Linked DNA regions of Mus musculus: region 2 is linked to region 1. A link is a loop called in an ENCODE intact Hi-C map of the cell type or tissue named here. Cell type or tissue: left cerebral cortex. All regions are shown on one strand.

The links. A loop is a pair of places that touch in the nucleus more often than their neighbours do. Peaks named below come from ENCODE experiments on the same cell type or tissue, not always from the same donor. Only the 100,000 strongest peaks of a DNase experiment are listed, where the experiment ranks them.
Region 2: a loop joins it to region 1, with 4 times the contacts of the local background. A loop is called at or near these places in 6 of 42 quality-filtered maps.

Annotation. Positions count from the first base shown.
Region 1 is chr12:100,164,791-100,167,290 of GRCm38, reverse strand. No RefSeq gene overlaps it. Among named protein-coding and RNA genes, the nearest start is that of Nrde2, 6.4 kb to the right of the region's middle. In left cerebral cortex, a CTCF peak has its summit at 944; DNase peaks (open chromatin) are centred at 180 and 894; H3K27ac peaks cover 498 bases.
Region 2 is chr12:100,925,026-100,927,525 of GRCm38, reverse strand. The region is part of intron 25 of Ccdc88c (coiled-coil domain containing 88C); the gene reads left to right. Among named protein-coding and RNA genes, the nearest start is that of A630072L19Rik, 12 kb to the left of the region's middle. In left cerebral cortex, a CTCF peak has its summit at 1,097 (motif pointing right); a DNase peak (open chromatin) is centred at 1,101.

The sequences.
Region 1 (2,500 bases):
CCATGATCAGCATCTTCTGTAGAATCCCCCACAGATTATGCAGACATATGCTGTAGGGATGGCAGAAGCTGGAATCGGCGGCTTGGTGTTCTTGAGAGACATTGAAAACCTGCTCCCATGAATCAGTTAACTAAACATCTGAGGCTTGTGAACAAGCACCGGGCAGGCTTCCATCTTCCATGCCGCCTTTTAATCTACCAAGGAAAGATCTGGTTCTTCCGGCCCAAGCCACTCAAGCTGCGTGATGAAGGTCCGATGACGTCAGCATCAATAATGAGGCAGAGGATTGCTTTTATGCTGGAATAACAGTCACTATCACATGATTTTTCACTGCTGAGGTCTTTGACTTTGAAAGTCCTGATTTGAGATCTGGCTTCTTACCTTTTAAAAAGAACATATGAATCAAGAGCTGGAGAGGTGGCTCAGAGGTTAAGAGTGAAGGACCTGTGTTCCGGTCCCAGTACCCACGTCAGCTGGCTGGCAAACACCTGTAACTCTGCTCCAAGGGACTTGGTACCTCTGGCTTCGGCTGACACCTGCATTCACATGCACCCCCCCCCACACACACACACAAAGGGCTGCAAATTTGGGGATCCTAACACCTGCCTGGATTCAATAATTTGCTAGAAAATCTTGCAGGATTCAGAAAGTGGCCTCTGTAGTTGGCTGGCTGTGTCCTAGGTATTACAAGTAGTCTGGATGGATTCAAAGAATACCAAAGGATGTGTGTAGGTTATGTGGAAATGGCATATACATCCTAAGTGGGACTTCCATTGTTTTTTATATCCATGGAGAGTCTGGAGCCAATCTCTCATGCATATTCATGACTGTGTCTACTCTTACAGTCTTATTACAAATGTTAGACGTCAGGATCAGCCAAATGAGAAGACTCAGAGGGTGAGTTTTGTCAGGGTCCCTAACATGGAGCTTGTGTGCCCCCTTCCTGTGGAATTGAGATGTACCATTCCTGCCGCAGCAGCTTCTGCCTGCTTAGGAAGCTCAGTCAGCCGTATTCTGGAAGTTTCTTGGCTTATTGTTCATTTGGTTTTTTCATTACTCAGACATGATGGGAGTCAGTCTCCAGTAACCTCTTCAGTGCAAGCCCATAGCTGGTCTTCCTGGAATGGCCTCCTTCCCCCTCCCAGGATGTTGTTAGCTTAAACTTAGCTACGATCAAGGCCTACCTATTCTCCCATCTTATTACTTGGGAATTTGAAGGGTTTAATGTTTCTTCCCCCTAGGGGCAACAAATATTTATTTATTCATTCATTCATTCATTTATTATTTTTGTTTTTATTATTTATTATTTTTAAGGTATGTGTATGAATATTCTGCCTGCATACATACAGGCGTGCCCAGAGAGACTAGAAGAGGATGTTGGACTCCCTGAAACTTGAATTACAGATGGTTGTGAGCTGCCATGTACATGCTGGGAATTGAATTCCTGTCCTCTGGAAGAGCAGCCAGTGCTCTTAACCACTGAGCCATCTCTCAAGCCCCTACACTCTCTGTTATACAGCGTCAGGAGTATCTAGGCCCTCCTCCCGGCTATTCTTCCAGGCTTTTACAGCCCCTCTCGTGTCACCTCAGCCACAGTCTGCCCTGAGGACCCTTGAGCACACTTGAAATTTTGCACACACCATTTCCTCATTTGTCTTTTTCATTTACCTATTTAGTAAATGCCTCACAATTTAAGACCCAGTTAAATGGCTCTTCCTCTGTAGAGTCTTCCAGAGGGGTGGTCCGTTTCTACCTCTCCCGTGCTGCTTTTAAACTGTTGTTTATTCATAGATGTCATAGAAACACTATAGGTCATCGCAGTTTTGGACTAAGCTTCTGCATTGCCCCCCAGAGGACTAAACCAAGAATCAAAATGGAGTCATGTGTGCTAAAACACTGTACCATCAAACTCAAGTGTGCCTCTGAAGACTTAGTCAGGAGGAGATCAGATTTCCAGTTTCAATTCATGCGACCACAACACTTGCGCTGTTTTGATCTTTACCAACAAAGGAATCTGAAACTAACCTGATGTGGAGCAGACAGTGGCTTCTGTCTTTCTGATACTCTGAAGTTGTTGGTCTTAATTTCTGCTTCTTTCCATAGTTTTCTGTTTGCAAAACCAGGTGCCTCTCTTGGCGCACTGGAATGCCCACTTCATTTTCTAAGGTGAAATGTTACCTGATTCCACAATTGCAAATGAGGTGTTCAATAGAAATGTATCACGAGTTTGTCTTCTGACGAGGACCATCTTTGCACTTCACTCTTCAGGCCAGGACTTCCTGTGGAGAAGCCTCTGCGTGCTATTGGCTGTAGTCAGAACCTTTGTGGAATGTATATGCAGAGTGCTATTGGCTGCAGTCAGAACCTTTCTGGAATGTATATACAGAGCCTCAGGTTTATTACTTGAAATTGTTTGTCTTTGAGGAAGTCTCATCTTACTGTCCTTGGTTGTGCATTTTATCACTTAGGGCACCAGGGAAGCAACCATCCATCACTTCAG
Region 2 (2,500 bases), 760 kb before region 1:
AGCATTTATCTATTATTATAGAACTTTCTGAATGTACGTCAGGGAGTCCAGTGCTCTTGGGGTGACGGGATGTTGAGTAACAGGTGCCCTCTGTGTGGGTGAGGTCACATTCACCACTACAGGTGGTGACGTCGTCAGCTCTGAGGACGCACGCACCCGTCAGTTACATCTCTGTTGTGGGGTCGGGAGAAGGTGAAAGGTGTGTCAGCGCTGAGGCAGCAGTGAACTGTGACATTTGAGACAGGATCTCCAATGATGAGGTGCTGTAGGTCTGTCTTATCTGAACTCACTGCATAACCCAGACAGACCATGAGCTAGTGACAATCCTCCTGCCTCCGTCCTGGGACTACAGGTGAGAGCAGCCACACCCAGACCTTAACTGCCTCTAGACATTACCTTAACATTTCTTACAACCAGAGAGGGCCTGTTACCTCTGGCTTCCATACTGGCAATATTTTAATGTTTCCCACTTAAGACTGTATTGTTCTTACAGTTAACTGAATTTGCTATGTTCAGTTTAACTGAGTTAAGAAAACTTTCAAAAGCTCTGATACGGTGGCACATTCCTTTAGTCCCAGCACTCTGGCGGCAGATCTCTGAATTGGAGGCCAACCTAGTAGTCTACAGAGGGAGTTCCAGGACAGCCAGAGATACACAGAGAAACCCCACCTTGAGGGGTGGGGGTGCAGTGACAGCAAGAAAGAAAACTTAGGAGGAGTGTCTACCTGGTGCAGACTGCCACTGGGGGCTGAGTACCCTTTGAAATACTTTACAAGCCTTGTGTCCCTTCTAATCCATAACAACCCATGAAGTGGGCATCAATCACTGCTGTCCATTTTTTATTATTTATTTAGTTTTTAGAAGGTGGTCTTGTGAAGGGAACTCCGGTAGTATTTCTTTGAACACCAAGAAAGTAAAACTGATACAGTAATAGAGATCCAAGCCCAGGTGTCTCAGCCTCAGGCTCCTAAGAGGGCACTCCCTTCAGTGAAAGCAGCTTGGGTCCCTGCACATTCCACATAGTCAGGCTGTGGAGTTTTGTTTAATGCCTCCCTCAGCCGTGGTCAGTATCTAGAACCCTTATTCTGTAATGTGGGATGTGACCACTAGGTGGTGGTATAGCAAAAGACATAGAAAGTCTGGTCTCTAATCCTAAACCAGAAATCTGTTGGCTCACTTGATAAATACTACTACTGAAAGGTATGTTCAGAAGCTTAGATGAGTCGTCTGCTTTGTGGGGTCTCTGCTTTAAAGGCCAAGGAAGGGTGGGGGCGGGGAGGGGGGGTCCGAAGGGAAATAATTCTTCCAGGTCTTAGGAGGTTGGGGTATGAAAAAGACATTATAGTGTTTTTAAATACATCTAGCCAAGGAGGTGATTTTAGAATTACAGACTGTTGGTAGGTGTTTCGGGTAGACTGTATCCTGACAGCGGGCCAGCCTGTCATTAGGTGTGTCCGGTGTCCTGGAGTGGGAACGGCAGCTGTATGTGAGCTGAGTGAGTAGTCAGGGAGCCTGTCATTAAAATGGCTGAGTAAGAGATGCTGGCTGCAGCCTTAATGAGCATTCTTATTCAATAATTTAACACACTGAAATTGAAAAATCCTCCAAACCAGTGGCTCCTGGGGCATTGTGCAGCTCTCCTGTTGTGCTTCGTGAGTAATGGTTGGCACCAGGGCGCCACTAAATTAAATTGAGTCAGCGCCTAAATGGTTCTGGCCTGGGTATCAGGCGTAGGTTGGCCAGGATTCCGCTTCCCTAAATACGTTTTGCTGACTTAGACTCATTTGTAATTATTGTTCATTTCATTTGTGTTTTTTTTTCTTCCTCTTTTCTCTCTCTCTCTTTTTCCTTCCTGTCACAATGATAACAATTTAGCATTCCAGCGCAAAAAGAGTCCTTTTTTGAGAAGCAAAAGCAAGGACAAAGACAAGTCTCCATTGGTCCATCCAGCTCTCTCTAAACGCCTGCGGTTCTGGTCTTCCTCTGACATCCCATCCTCCCCTAACGAGTCTGCCTCTTTCTCAGACATTGGGGATTTCTGATCCCCTCCTTTACCATGTGTCTACATCATGTGTCCCTCCTTCATTTCAAAATTCAACCAACAACCAAAAGAAGTTAGTCCCTAAAGGCCACTCGGTCCCTAGCGGACCCCTGTCCCTCCCCCAGTTCCAAAGTAGCCACCGTGGATTCTGATTGCAAACTAGAAGATGACCTGTCATGTTTCCTGGACTGGTGCTTCGGCACAGCACAGTAGTAGGGGACCCCCGGGATGTACGTGCAGTAACTTGTCCTTGGGCCAGGAGATTCATGCTAAGTAAGTGACGTGACCTCATGCTCCGCCCCCTCCCGCATCTGCAAGCTTCTCTCGTGCCCTTGTGCAAAGCGGAAGTGGCCAGTTGTCGCTATGCTTCCTAAAATGCCCACCGGCGGGTGAGCCACCTTTCTAAAGATTTACTTGTAAGCAGCTGAACCTTGTCCCCTCTCTTTGTCAGAGCAGAGT